Linked DNA regions of Homo sapiens: region 1 is linked to region 2. A link is a loop called in an ENCODE intact Hi-C map of the cell type or tissue named here. Cell type or tissue: Caco-2. All regions are shown on one strand.

Region 1 (8,000 bases), 170 kb before region 2:
TCACTTGAGCCCAGGAAGTTGAGGCTGTTGTGAGCCTTGATCGCACTACTGCACCCCAGCCTGGGCAACAGAACAAGACCCTGGCTCAAAAATAAAATAAAAATTAAAAAAGAGTTTACAATCAAGAAAAACAGACACATAAAAAGATTACTCCTTCATCAACACTAAAATTTAATGCTGCACTCTTCTCAAGTTGGATTTACCTATAATGCGATCACCAGCACAGCCTTACTGGGATGGAAAATGTGACAAATACTAACAGCAATATTATGAGAATTGAAGTGGAGCAGCCCAAACATGAAGGAAAGAGATATGCTTTGGGGGAAGTTTACAAACATAGCTTTCAGTAAGACTGCATAACTTTGTCATGCATTTGAAATAACGCTACCCAGTGAAAATGTGCTGGGTGCGGTGGCTCATGCTTGTAATCCCAGCACTTTGGGAGGCTGAGGCGGGAGGCTCACTTGAGGTCAGGAGTTCGAGACCATCCTGGCTAACATGGTAAAACCCCGTCTGTACTAAAAATACAAAAAGTAGCCAGGCTTGGTGGCAGGTGCCTGTAATCCCAGTTACTGGGGAGGCTGAGGCAGGAGAATTGCCTGAACCTGGGAGGCAGAGGTTGCAGTGAGCCAAGATTGTGCCACTGAACACACCATCTCAAAAAAAAAAAAAAAAAAAAAAAGAAAAGTGACCTAATTATAAAATAGGATCACCAGTCAGCAAAAAGCTGTAGCAATAGTTCTGTGGAAAGTGCTTGGATTCCAAATCCTCTGACACCAGTGAGAAGCCACAGACATATGGTGGCTTGTAGGCTCTCTTGCTGTGGCAGTGTTTTCACATACCTGGAAAACCTAGATCAAAGTTACAGCTCCAGTAGATACCATTGTTGGGAATTTGAGCATCTCTTTCCTTTCTGTAAAACAAGGGTTAATTAGAATAACTATCAACAGAATTGTTATGAGAAGCAAATGTAAATAGCAACACACTCTATCAGCAGCTATAGTTCCTCAAAACAAAGGACTTAGAGCTGGTCATAGCTAACTATAAAGGAGTTAAAGTCTGTTTTCCTTTTTCTTCCCATCATTTCTACTTTTAAAAACCTCATATAAAATACATATAACATAAAATTTGCCATCTTAACTTACAAATGTACAGTTTAGTGGCATTAAGTACATTCACATTGTTGTGCAACTGTTGCCACAAGCCATCTTCAAACCTTTGTTCATCTTGCAAAACTGAAACTCTGTACTCATTAAGCAATAACTTCACATTTCCTCCTCCCCACAGCTCCTAACAACCACCATTCTACTTTCTTTCTTTATGAATTTGACTATTCTAGGCATGCTGTATAAGTGGAATCAGACTGTATTTAACTATTCTAGGCATGCTGTATAAGTGGAATCAGACTGTATTTGACTATTCTAGGCACGGTGTATAAGTGGAATCAGACTGTATTTCAGTATTCTAGGCACGCTGTATAAGTACAATCAGACTGTATTAAACTATTCTAGGCATGCTGTATAAGTGGAATCAGACTGTATTTGACTATTCTAGGCACGCTGTATAAGTGGAATCATACTGTATTTGACTATTCTAAGCACTCTGTATAAGTGGAATCAGACTGTATTTGACTCTTCTAGGCACACTGTATAAGTGGAATCAGACTGTATTTGACTCTTCTAGGCACACTGTATAAGTGGAATCAGACTGTATTTGACTATTCTAGGCACGCTGTATAAGTGGAATCAGACTGTATTTGACTATTCTAGGCACTCTGTATAAGTGGAATCAGACTGTATTTGACTATTCTAGGCATGCTGTATAAGTGGAATCATACTGTATTTGACTATTCTAGGCACGCTGTATAAGTGGAATCAGACTGTATTTGACTATTTTAGGCACGCTGCATAAGTGGAATCAGACTGTATTTGACTCTTCTAGGCATGCTGTATAAGTGGAATCAGACTGTATTTGACTCTTCTAGGCACACTGTATAAGTGGAATCAGACTGTATTTGACTCTTCTAGGCACACTGTATAAGTGGAATCAGACTGTATTTGACTCTTCTAGGCACGCTGTATAAGTGGAATCAGACTGTATTTGACTCTTCTAGGCACGCTGTATAAGTGGAATCAGACTGTATTTGACTATTCTAGGCACGCTGTATAAGTGGAATCAGACTGTATTTGACTATTCTAGGCACTCTGTATAAGTGGAATCAGACTGTATTTGACTATTCTAGGCATGCTGTATAAGTGGAATCATACTGTATTTGACTATTCTAGGCACGCTGTATAAGTGGAATCAGACCGTATTTGACTATTTTAGGCACGCTGCATAAGTGGAATCATGCTGTATTTGACTATTCTACGCACTCTCTCTGTATAAGTGGAATCAGACTGTATTTGTCCTTCAATGACTGGCTTATTTCACTTAGCATAATGTCCTCAACGTTTCTTCATGATGTAACATGTATCAGAATTTCCTTCCTTTTTAAGCTTGAAATATATTCCATTGTATGCATATGTCATGTTCTGTTTATCCATTCATCTGTCTCTGCACACTTGTGTTGTTTCTATCTTTTGGCTGTTGTAAATAATGCTGCTATGAAAATGAGTGAACCAATATCTCTGTGAGACCCTGCTTTCAATTTTGAGGGATATATACCCGAAGTGAAATTGCTGGATCCTATGGTAATCCTATTATTACTTTTTTGAAGAACTGCCACTGTTTCCGTAGTGGCTGCACACATTTTACATTCTCACCAGCAGTGCACAAAGGTTTTCATTTCTCCACATCCTCACCCCCACTTGTTATTTTCTGTGTGTTTTCTTCCTTTATTGTAGCCTTTCTAATGGGTATGAGGTAGTATCTATTTCCACTTTTTAAAGAACCATTTCCTCCCTCTTCTGGTTTGCTCTGTTTTTTTTTTTTTTGTTCTACTCCTTTTTCTCAAAATCAAGTTTAAGAAGAGATCTGACTCTAGTTGCATGTCTTCATATGAACTTAAGTCAGAAGCCTTCTCTAGATATAAAGAAAACCAATCTCCACCCCACCACCCCCAAAAAGAGAATATAGAGAAAAAGAAACAGAAGGAATAGGGAAAAAAGAAAACATAAATTATAGTTGAAAGAAATACAAACATATCAGTAATTATGATAAATATATATGGAGAAAATGCTTAGTTAACTAAGAAAAGCCATATTGCATTAAAAAAATCTAAATATATACTATTTATGAAAGACACATTTAAACAAAAAGATATGGGAAGGTTGAAAGTAAAAGTGTATAAAAATGTGTATCAGGCACATAACAACCAAAATAAAATTGATTGGCTATATTAATATTATGCAAAATACTTTAACACAAGAAAAGCATTAGTAGTGGTAAAGAGAGTCACTAAATAATGATAAAAATTTCATTCATCAGGTAGTTGTAATAATTCTAAATGTATATGTTCCTAAGAACACAGCATCAAAATAGAAAAACAAAAATTGGCAGAAGCAAAAATCTATAAGGACAAATAGACAAATCCACAACTAAAGAGAATATTTTAAACATATCTCTTAGTATTTTGTAGATCAACCAGACAAAAATTTGGTAAGAGAGCTGCTAAAAGTGCTAAAATGCAAATTTGGTGACGTCACTGTGAAGAATAGAAATATGTAAAATATTTGGGATGTGGCTGTAAAAATTAACAGGATTATTTTTCCCCAATTACCCAAGGGAATAAATGCCTTTTGTCTATGAAATAATAAGCCAGACAAAAGCTTAGAAATTGTACTCTATTGGTAGGAAGTGAATTAGATGAGTAATTAAATGTTTCCCCTTGTTTTAAATTAAAATGCTTTATACTATTAAAAATAATGACTATCTAATTATGAGCAAACGTTAGACAAACCCACCTTGAAGGATATTCTACAATATGTTGACCAGGACTCTTCAAAAGTGTCAAGGTCAGGATTTGGGGAGACTAAGGAAAAATGAAAACTAAATGGCTTCTGGACTAGAAAAAGGACATTAGTGAAAAAAAAACTGATTATATTGGAATAAGGCCTATTACTTAGTTAATAGTGTTGTAACAATGTCAATGTCTTGGTTTTAATAGATTACCTTAGTTGTATAAGTCGTTATTATTAGGGGAAGCTGGCTAGAGGGCATATAGAAACTCTGTTTTGTTTTGTAACTTTTTTGGAATTCTAAAATTATTTCAGAATAAAAAAGTCTCAATAAATGATAACCAGTTAATCCGTTTACACATCCAACTTCATTTTAGCTTTAACATTTAGTTTCTCTTGGTATCTATCTGCTCTTTGACCACCTGGCTTTAGAGATGAGATAAAATCTTCAAAGAAAAGGTAGGGGAGAGCTTTTTGAATGCCAAACTTTTTCTTTGCATATTTTAAAGAGACTGCTTGTGTATTTACTTACTGTTACCAAATATAATGTGTAGTGTATTTCAAACAATAGTGAATACTCCTTGGTTTGTACTTGAATTGAGTTGACTAATAATTATAAAGACTTACTTTTTTCCATGTTCAAGGACAACTTGATTTTTTTTAATTGAAAAAGGGAGTAACATTTGCTGAGCCAGGAATTATTTATGCTATGCTCTTTTACCCAAGGTTTCCTTATTTCTTTGTTTTGCTTCCAACTTTCTTTCCTTTGATATTGGTGCTTTGGTGGCTTTGATCTAAGGCAGAGAAGTTCAAAGGCATTGCTGAGGCAGACCAGTAGCACCTCATTCTTTCTCTTACTGATACCAGCACAGCTATTGCTGATAGTTTATATATCTACATGTTCAGATATTGCTCATAAAAATAACTGTCTAAACCAGGCATGGTGACCCATACCTGTAATCCCAGCAACTCAGGATACTGAGACTGGAGGATCGCTTGAGCCCAAGAGTTTAGAGACTGCAGTGAACCACGATCACGCCACTGCACTCCAGGCTGTGTGCAGAGCAAGACTTTGACTCTAAAAATAATAATGACAATAATAATTAGTAAATAATAAATCAATAAATATCTGAGTTCCCTCATTAGTGCCATAGGGAGTGGGTCAGTCTCATAAAAATAAATATCTGAATTATATTTCTGAGTAACTGAAATGACTTCCTTTTCATTGACTGAATTTCCCTTATGCTTTTCTTCTTGAATCTTCCTTATTAGCTTCATATAAAAATGCATTTTTCAGCATATTAAGGCCATCATAGTCTAACCTCAATATCTGTGCAAGAAGGAACAATTTTAAGACTTGACTATAATTGTCCCATTTCCCTAAGTCTTTTCTACTTCAGACTAAAAGAAATGGATAGTTGAACACTGAAAAGGAACTCTTATTGTTGAAATCTTATGAATGTTTGGAGTAAGCAAAAATGAAAACTCAGGAGGAAATGGGAACCATAAATATTCTGCTTAGTGAATCATACATTGTATTAGTCACCCACTTGACAAACATTTATTGAGTCTTAGGCACTCTGTTAGGCACTGAAGATAAAGAACTTTTTTCCTTGACCAACTCTAAAATGAGTGCCCATTTTCAAGCAGGTGCTCTTTTAGATACGGTCCCCCTTTCACAAAAGTTATATCCGCGGCCAGGTGCGGTGGCTCACGCCTGTAATCCCAGCACTTTGGGAGGCTGAGGTGGGAGGATCACGAGGTCAAGAGATGGAGACCATCCTGGCCAACATGGTGAAACCCCGTCTCTACTAAAAATACAAAAAATCAAAAAATTAGCTGGACATGGTGGTGCGCACCTGTAGTCCCAGCTGCTCGGGAAGCTGAGGCAGGAGAATTGCTTGAAACCGGGAGGCAGAGGTTGCAGTGAGCCGAGATCACGCCGCTGCCCTCTGGCCTGGCGACAGGGCGAGACTACATTTAAAAAAAAAAAGTTATATCCTGGTGTGAGAAATAGATTTTTAAAAAGTAAACAAATAGACAAACAAGGTAATTTTAGAGTGTTAAGTCCTTTGAAAAGAAAATAAAGCAGAATAACAGGATGGAGATGGAATGGGGTGAGGGCTAAAGTCTAGTCTGGGTAGGGTGGGTAGGGTTGGCTCCCCAAGGAGATAACATGCTGAATTGGAATAGTCTTAGAAACAGCAAGAGCGGTGCCAGGCCCTTGGGTGGGAATGAGCTTGATGTGTTTATTTTTATTTTTATTTTTATTTTTTTGAGGTGGAATCTTGCTCTTGTCACCCAGGCTGGAGTGCAATGGTGCGATCACAGCTCACTGCAACATCCGCCTCCCAGGCTCAAGCAATTCTCCTGCCTCAGCCTCCCGAGTAGCTGGGGTTACAGGCATGCACCACCACGCCCAGCAAATTTTTGTATTTTTAGTAGAGATGGGGTTTCACCATGTCGTCCAGGCTGGTCTTGAACTCCTGAGCTCAGGTGATCCACCTGCCCCAGCCTCCCAAAGTGCTGGGATTACAAGGGTGAGCCACCGCGCCCAGCAATGTGTTTAGAAAGAGTGCAGTTTGTGGAATGTTCCTCGATTTGGGTATATCTAATGTTTTCTCATGATTAGATTCAAGTTAATCATTTGGGGCACTTTTGGCAATTGGATAAGAGGTGTGTTTTTCTCAGTGCATTGCAGATGGAACCTTGTGCCAGAAGACAAAAAAAGGCTGCAAAACTGTTCCAGATTCAACAGACTAAATATACTTGGCAGCTACATGCAATGCATTTATTGTTTCTCTAAGGAACATTATTGAGATAATTGGTGAATAATATAGTGTCATTGTTAAATTTCTTGAATTTGACAGTTGTATGAAGAGGAATGTCCTTGTTCTTAGAAAATACAAGCTGAAGTGTTTAGAGGTAAGGGACCATAGTGTGTGCAAATTGCTCACAAATGATTCAGCAATCATATTGTAATATACGCATAGAGAAAGGAATACATCAAATGTAGCACAATGTTCTCACAATTGGTTAATCAAAGTGAAACATACTTGAGTTCCTTGGATTATTCTTGCAACTTTTCCGTAGGATTGAAATAAAAATGAAAAAAAAATTATGTGCCAGGCAACAAATGGAGTTAAAAAGTAGAAGGCATTGTTTCACTCCAACTATGGAGCTTACTTACAGTTGAGTTAGGTAAATAGTAATTGGTAATAAATAAAATTTTTACCAATTTTACCAATAAAAAATAATTGGTAATAAATAAAATTTTTACCAATTTTACCAATAAAAAATAATTGGTAATAAATAAAATTTTAAAAAGGAAGAAGGCAAGCATCACTAGAGTAAATATATGGTCTCAGAGAAGGACCTAGAGGGACAGACACAATGAACAAACAGAATTACACAGTGTGCTGTAGCAGACCAGGGAGGGACGAGGGATGGGAAGTTTTGCTGAGGTTACTGGGGCAATGGTGGTGATGGTCAGGGGGTAATGCTGACCTTGATGTGCCATCAGGACATGCAAATGATGGTCACTAGACGGTTGGAAATGTCAGTCTCTAGTTAGAGATGCAGATTTGGGAGCTACTAGATACTGGAAGTGGCTGAGATCGCAGGAGGGCATGAAGTAAACCGGTGAGAATGTCCCAGTGATGAGGAGAGAGCGTCGAGGACAGAACCCAGCAAATATCAAGTTGTGAGTGGGTGAAGGAAGTGAGCTGCAGTAGGGACTGAGTGGAGGGCTAGAGAAGTGGGAAAAAGGAGAGACGCTCAGTAGAGAATGGGGGCGTGAGAGTAAGGAGGATTCCCCAGCAGTAAGTGATTTGTGTGTCAAGGCCCAAAAAGGAGGTCAAGTCAGGTAGAGAGTAAAAAGTGTCACCTGGACTTGGTGGCCCGCGGAGCTGCCCGCTGGCCTCCTGGGCACTTCTCTTAGTCTTTGTCATTCATTCTACTCCTAGGAGCTGTGCTGCCCGCAGACCTTCTCTGAGAGGTTCCCTTCTCAGTGGCCTGCATACTAGGAAGCCAGGAACCAGCTGGAGTGTTTATGCCCACCAAGCATCCAGGTCCCAAGAGGGCAGGCGGCATCTCAGCACT
Region 2 (8,000 bases):
TTCTTGCTTTCTTTTAAGCACCTCTAAAAGAACTTGTTCTTCTTCCTGAATTGAGAACGAGGTAGGAATGAAAGACTGAAACGGTAACTCTCATCATAATTTTATTATTATGACAAGTTGGGTTTATGAAGTATTTTTCCAATTACTGCCTCCAATTGTTAAATAGGTAGATAACATGCCAGCTTTAACTGCCAAAAACTTGTAGTCCTTAAAATATTTTTTGTAGTATTACTATTAGTATCATGAACAGAAATAGCAGTGATAAAAATCAAATCAAGTTTTGTGAACACCAAAATTCCATTTGCCTGTGTGTGGAGGGTGGTTTAGGATTGGTAGAATTAATATTCTTTGCAAACGGCTGCACCTAGCATGGTCGCCTTGAAGCCCTGGGAGTTCTCTAATTTTCCTGGCTCGAGAGACTTCCATTAAACAAGAAAATGAGGTGGGAAAGGTCAGAGGATTCACAGGGTAACAGGAACTGGACCTGAACCTGAGCTTCATGCAGTCCGCAGATTTTTTAAGTGGTTTGTTTTTTAGAAGTGTTTGTCACGACCTCTAAATCATTGTTAATTTCATCGTTAAACTGGCCTCAGAGAGATTTTGTTTTAAAGAGACAATGCAGTTAGAGGATCGTGATCTCTGAACTCAGAAGCCCAGAACTCCAAAGCTGGAAGCCACCAGATCCTAGCAAGTGAAGCTCTGTCAATCTGGAGCCGCAGATTTTGACCACGTGTGCACAGCCTCCCATCTGGGCAAGCCCTTTTCTCTCCACCACTCCACTCCACAGCTTCTGTTTCTTTTCTTTTCTTTTTTTTTCGCTGAATTCATCATCCCTCCCTTTCCCATGCCGAGACTTAAAAGGTTTCAAATACTTCAAAAATCAATGATTTCTAAATCACCTCAGATGACTTACATACAATGTTTTATTACATTTTCCCAGAGCAGAATGGCATATTAAGAAATGGTTTTATTTTCAACTATATTTTCTCTTAGGAATATAGAGACATTATCTCAAATTATTACCTCGAAGAGACAGAGACAAGAATTTTGCACCATTCTAGTTCTCAAATCATTTTAGGTATTTTATTTCATTTTGCCTAAATCTCTTAGACGGTTATTTCCTCGTATCACTTAAAAATTACATTTTACTTGGGCAGGGCCTAAAGAATTACATTGAAAAACTAAGAAATTATTGGGAAAAAATTCCATTAGCACAACTATCATGATCAGAAGAAATTGGCTAATTTCAGTGTCTTTTCTTTGGGCTCTTCATAGAAAATTGTTGAAATGTGTCTTTCATAAGTAACTGGCATTCTGAAATTGATTTAAAGCTGTAGAGGGGAAGAAAAGCTACATTGGAAAAATTAAATCTTAGGTTTGGAGATATTTTAAAAAACTCAACAAGTTCCATGCCCAGAGGAGTGCAGACACTGACCCTCTTTTTCAGCTATTAGAGGTGAGGAAAAAAAGTTGTGTGGTTGGTGTGGAGAGAGAGAGACACACGCACTTCCTTTAGCCATCATCCTACTAACACCTTCACAGTACATTTTCTTGCTAATAATCCCAACCATTTCTACAGGGAAAAGTGCATGTTCCTGTTCTCTGGTAGAAGGGCCACCCAAGGAATTCAGGTTCCTGGTGAGTAAGAATGACAGAAGTACCCACAGCTCCTGGGCCATTGGTCTCCTCTATCCAGCCTCCACTGACCTTGCTGGGTCCACTGCAGTTTTCTTCTTGATTTAACTCTATGAGCTCTCTGTTCCTTCAAAGTACTGGAGCTTCTGGCCTTAGCACATCTGTTTCTGCAGCCAGAGCACCTTCACTGAGAAGCAGACCTCTACTTGGCTGGGTTCTTACTCACCCTATTGGTGCCTCTTCCCCATCCCCCTCCTCCTCCTCCTCCTCCTCCTCCTCCTCCTCCTCCTCCTCCTCCAGGGAACATATAGTTGGCAGCAAGGGTTGCAGAACGAATGAAGGCATGCATGAATGCACATGTTGGAGGACGAAGGTTCTGTTTTTACTCTCAGTGCACCAAAACCCAGCAGAGTTAAATAGTGGAAGGTTCTTAAGTGCTCAAGTGAGTAGATGGAGGTCATAAGGCAAGCAGAGTGGGAAGGGCTAGAAGGAGAAGAAAGGAGAAAGGGAAGGCAGGAGAGGAGAGAGGTGGGGAAAATGGAAGGGTAGTTGAATGTCATAGCAAATTAGAGTTAGAAGAGGAGAATTAGTAGAAAACAGAGCTAGAGTCAAAAACAGAGTGAGACAGACAGAAATTCATAGATTTGCTGTCTGGCCCAGATCTCATTGGATAACTAGAGCCTCCCTTCTTCCTTTGGGTTGAATGGTCTTTACTCATTCTTTATGTAGACCATCCTTTACTTCCACATGGAGTTTGTATGTTCCCATAGACACCAATACTTTACATATCAGAACACTTGTCATTTTATTAAAAATTGTTTTTTATTAGTTTCTTTTCCCACTAGACAGTCAATGTCATGGATGCAGGACTATAGGGTCTTATCTTTTTCATCACAGTAGCCCTCGAACCTAGCACAGTGAAAGTTGCCCATAATACATTACTAAATATTTGTTGAAAGCCTAAAGCACTGGGCAAATCATTTTGACTTTCCAGACTTCAGGATCCCCATTTGTGAGGGAGCTGGTCTATTTGATACCTAAGACTCCCCTCCAGCACAGGTCTTCTATAATTTTGTATCTACATGGCTTCCTGCCTGATGCCAGGAACTTAAGATTTAACTCAAGAAGACAGGGATGTTGCTTGCAAAGACCCTGAAGATCTTGTCATCCAAACTGTGACTGCCTGGAGACTGTTTATACAGGATCTTGAACTGGGCTAGGAGAGTGCAATGGATGGTAGTCCCAGTCCTTGTTTGCAGGGAGAGGAAGACAGCGACAAAGCATTTCTATGGAAAGAAGGAGTTGCTCATAAGTCTACTATGGACATCAAAATATGCTGATGAGCCACAGCAAGTTCATTACAAAGGGATTTCAGATAGAAGCCTCCTCCTTCAGAGTGAGGAGGAAGAATCATCCAGGAAAGAGAGAAATTATGTGTATTTCATATATTGCTGTATGTACATATTAATCAGCCAGCAAATATTAAGTGCATTCATGGGCAAAATGCCAAAGAGATGAAGAGAAAAATCAGACTCCAAGGATCATATAATCTGATTGTGGAAGAAAGGCATATTCATCATGAAAATGTAGCAAAGATGTTAAGTGAGTGTCTTAGTCTATTCTGTGCTGCTATAAAAAATACCTGAGACTGGGTAATTTACAAAACAATTTATTTCTCGTGGTTCTGGTGACTAGGAAGTCCAAGATCAAGGCACCAGCAGATTGGTTGTCGGATGAAAGTTCAGTTTCTGCTTCATGCATGGTGCCTCCAGAGGACAGGAACACTGTGTCCTCATATGGCAGAAGGTAGAAGGGCAAAAGAGGAAAAACCCTTTTTTTTTCTTTTTTTTTGAGATAGAGTCTCGCTCTGTCACCCAGGCTGGAGTGCAGTGGCTCGATCTTGGCTCACTGCAAGCTCCGCCTCCTGGGTTCATGCCATTCTCCTGCCTCAGCCTCCTGAGTAGCTGGGACTACAGGTGCCCGCCCGCCACCATGCCTGGCTAATTTTTTGTATTTTTTAGTAGAGACGGGGTTTCACCGTGTTAGCCAGGATGGTCTTGATCTCCTGACCTCGTGATCTGCCTGCCTTGGCCTCCTAAAGTGTTGGGATTACAGGCGTGAGCCACTGCACCCGGCCAGAAAAACTCTATCAGTTCCCTTTATAAGGGCACCTAATTTCATTCATGAGGGAAGGGCCCTCATGCCTAATCACCTCTTAAAGCCCTGCCTGTTAATACTATCGCACTGGCAACTCCTGAGTTTTGGAGGGTGCACATTCAAACCATAGAAGTGGGATAAGCCAGACACTTGGGTTTCCTATGGGTCCTCTCCATTTGGTTTTCCTGTTAAAGATTTAAAAGAGCAGAAACACTACTTTATTAGAGAAAGGGCATTTGAACTTGGCCTTTGAACATGGCAGGATTTGGCCACTTAGAGATTGGGGGTGCCATTCCAGGTAGAGAGAAGAGCAAGGAGAATGGAGAGCACTTGGCATTTATGAGAATAGTGAGGGTTCATGTCAGGTTACATGAAGCTGACTCATGACAAATTAATTTGGAAAGGCAGGTTGTGACCAGGCTAAAGGCATCTGGACTTTGCTCTAGAGGAAATGTGAAACCATTGCAGATTTCTGAGCAAGCTGTTGGCCAGAGCCGTGCTTCGGGGCGACTCACAACAGTGGTAGGAAGCTCTTTGGGAGCTGGGAGAGAGAGAGAGAGAGAGAGAGAGAGAGAGAGAGAGAGAGATGGGAATCCAGGGGAGAACAGAACAAGTGAGAAAGCAGCTGCATTGCGGCCCAGGCTGGGGTTGCTGGTTTCTGGAAAGGGGGTAGTGTTGGGGGAGTGGGGAGAGGGGTTAAATGTGAGCTTCTGAGGAAGTACAGGAGGGGTGAATTCCACCATGGAGAAAGTATTCAATAACAAGCCTACAGAGAATTTGAGGAAGGTGGAGGAGTAAAGGACAATGATGTCCTCGAGAAACCTGCTCATGAAACCTGCTCAAGAAACCTGAGGAGGCAAAAGCCTGATTCTAAAGTGTGAGAGAGCAACAGCACAACCTGGGGAGGTGGGGTATCAAGTCCGAACCAAGGGTGAAGGGCAGGGACTCAGGTGCTGGAGTGTTTCAATGTGGATCTTGGGGTTGGCACTTGCTTGCTGAGTTACCTTGGGCAAGTTACTATGTGGTCTTAGTTTCTGTAAAATGGAGATCATGATGTAACCACTTGGTAGGGCTGTTGGAAGGATGGAAGGAGTTCAGAAACAGAAAGCTCCCAGCACAGAGCCTGGCCCGTAATAAACAGTCTATGTGTTTGCTATCACGAGGGTACTTTTAAAGAAATTTAGTGCAGATGAGTATAAATGAGACGTGGAGTGAGTAGCAGAATCAACACAAGGTTTTTCTTATAATGGATGAGAGATTGTAAAACACATTTGCATTGGGGAGAAGGACACATGGGAGAGGGAAGAAATGGAAGACACGGAAGATTTGTTGGAGGCAAATTTAGATCCACGACAAAAGTACGGGAGTAAGTGCATGGGGAAAACTTAGTATTGGAGGGAGGAAAAATGGCCTCACTTTGCACTTCGAATAACATCTACTTTCTTTACCTGGTCCTCCAAAGGCCACCAGGGCCAGCCTCTGGCCTGTTTCTTTAGCCGTAACTCCTCCATTCTCCCCCGCTGCCATTTGCACATCTTGCATTTTCTCAGAGCTGCCAAGATGGTCGTGGCCGGGCCTTCCTCTAGCTAGCCTATCTTCCTGCAGAGCCCTTCCCTCAGCTTCTTACTTGGCTGAATCTGTTGTCTTACCCAGCTCTCACTTTAAATTCCGAAGTCCTTCCCTGACCGTCAGGTCCAAAGTAGCCATTCAACATTCCTTACATTACCCGTTTTTCCATCTTTACATGGCATTGATCTTCACTTGGTGATTCCTTGTTTATTTATTTATTGGTGTACTGCCTGCCTCTCTTCACCAACGTATAAGCTTCATTACAGCAGAGACCTCTTGCCTGGTCATCACAGTATCCTTGGCTCCTGGCACATGGTAGGAGCCCAGTTAAACGTTTGTTGAATAAATAAATGAATACATCCTTCTGTAATATGTGAGAAAAGTGGGAGGCAAGTCTAGGTGAAGAAGGCACTTAAAAAAAAATTTTTTTTTGAGACAGTCTTGCTCTGTCACCCAGACTGGAGTGCAGTGGCACGATCTTGGCTCACTGCAGCCTCCACCTCCCGGAATCAAGTGATTCTCATGGCTCAGTCTCCTGAGTAACTGGGATTACAGGCTTGCGCCGTTACACCCAGCTAATTTTTGTTTTCGTTTTTTTTTTTTTTTTTTTTTTTGAGACGGAGTTTCACTCTTGTCGCCCAGGCTGGAGTGCAGTGGCGCAATCTCGGCTCACTCCAATATCCGCCTCCCGGGTTCAAGCAATTCTCCTGCCTCAGCTTCCCGAGTAGCTGGGATTACAGGCCTGCAACACCATACCTGGATAATTTTGTATTCTTAGTAGAGATGGGGTTTCACCGTGTTGACCAGGCTGGTCTCGAACTCCTGGCCCCAAGTGATCTGCCTGCCTCGGCCTCCAAAAGTGCTGTGATTATAGGCATGAGCCACTGCACCTGGCCGGAAGACAGATTTTGAAGTGGAGAGGAGTTAGAGGAAATTGAGTCATACTTAATTTTATCTGAAAATCATGAAGTAAAATAATACATAGAAAGTGAAGGGGTGAACTTCTGGGTGTATATATTCAATGGAAATAAAATCAGTGTCAAAGGTTTCTCTGCACCCCCATGTTCACTGTAGCATTATGCACAATAGTCAAGATATGGAATCGACCTGAGTGTCCATCAACAGATGAATGGATAAAGCAAATGTGGTATGTATACACTGTGGAATACTATTCAGCCTTAAACAAGAAGAAAATTCTATCACTTGTGACAACGTAGATGAACCTGGAGGACATCGTGCTAAGTGAAAGGAGCCAGGCACAGAAAGACAAATTGTGCATGATCTCACTTACATGTGGAATCCAAAAAAGTTGAACTCGTAGACACAGAGAGGAGAATGGTGGGTTGCTGGGGAGGAAATGGAATGCGGCAGAAAGGGGAGATATTGGTCAAAGGGCACAAAGTTTTAGTTAGATAGGAGGAGTAAGTTCTGGAGACCTATTGTGCAGCATGGTGACTGTAGTTAATAATGATGCACTGTATACCTAAAAATTGCTGAGACAGTAGAACTTAAAAGTTCTTTTTAAAATTTTTATTTTAGGCCAGGTGTGGTGGCTTATGCCTGTAATCCCAGCACTTTGGGAGGCCGAGATGGGCAGATCACCTGAGGTCAGGAGTTCAAGATCAGCCTGGCCAACATAGTGAAACCTCGTCTCTACTAAAAATACAAAAATTGGCCAGGCATGGTGGTGGGTGCCTGTAATCCCAGCTACATGGGAGGCTGAGACAGGGGAATTGCTCGAACCCAGGAGATGGAGGTTGCAGTGAGCCTAGATCATGGCACTGCACTCCAGCCTGGGTGACAGAGTGAGACTCTCAAAAAATATTATTTTAATTTTTATAAATAAAGACAGGTTCTCCCTATGTTGCCCAGGCTGGTCTCAGACTCCTGGGCTCAAGCGGTCCTCCCACCTCGGCCTCCCAAAGCGCTGGGATTGCAGGCGTGAGCCACTGCACCTGGACAACTTCGAAGTTCTTACCACAAAAAAATGATAAGTATGTGAGGTGGTAGATATGTTAATTAGCTTGATTTAATCATTTCACATTGTATGTGTGTATCAAAATGCCACATTGTACCCAAAAATATATGCGGTTTTTATTTGTCAATTAAAAAAAAGAGAGGGGACTATAGGCACACACCACCATGCCAGGCTAATTTTTTTGTATTTGTATTTTTTTTTTTTTGAGACGGAGTCTTGCTCTGTTGCCCAGGCTGGAGTGCAGTGGCACCATCTTGGCTCACTGTAGCCTCTGCCTTCCAGGTTCCAGCGATTCTCCTGCCTCAGCCTCCTAGGTAGCTGGGATTACAGGCACATGCCACCGTGCCCAGCTAATTTTTGTATTGTTAGCAGAGTCGGGGTTTCGCCATGTTGGCCAGGCTGGTCTCAAACTTCTGACCTCAGGTGATCCACCTGCCTCGGCCTCCCAAAGTGCTGGGATAACAGGCGTGAGCCACTGCGCCAGGTCATTTTTTTGTATTTTTAATAGAGACGAGGTTTCACCATGTTGGCCATCCTGGTCTTGAACTCCTGACCTCAGGTGATCCACCCACCTCGGCCTCCCAGAGTGCTGGGATTACAGGCGTGAGCCACCATGCCCGCCCTAAACCTTTTTTAAAAATATGTTTTAACATTCTTTGTG

The links. Peaks named below come from ENCODE experiments on the same cell type or tissue, not always from the same donor. Only the 100,000 strongest peaks of a DNase experiment are listed, where the experiment ranks them.
Region 1: a loop joins it to region 2, with 4 times the contacts of the local background. A loop is called at or near these places in 2 of 110 quality-filtered maps.

What each region holds. Positions count from the first base shown.
Region 1 is chr6:151,497,294-151,505,293 of GRCh38, forward strand. The region is part of intron 1 of CCDC170 (coiled-coil domain containing 170); the gene reads left to right. It overlaps LOC124901436 (a long non-coding RNA gene), which reads right to left and starts at 913. Exons shown (of 2, transcript XR_007059817.1): 1 at 843-913. In Caco-2, no CTCF peak of the experiment used is centred here; a DNase peak (open chromatin) is centred at 4,738.
Region 2 is chr6:151,664,811-151,672,810 of GRCh38, forward strand. It overlaps a transcript of ESR1 not described here. Among named protein-coding and RNA genes, the nearest start is that of ESR1, 140 kb to the right of the region's middle. In Caco-2, no CTCF peak of the experiment used is centred here; a DNase peak (open chromatin) is centred at 4,271.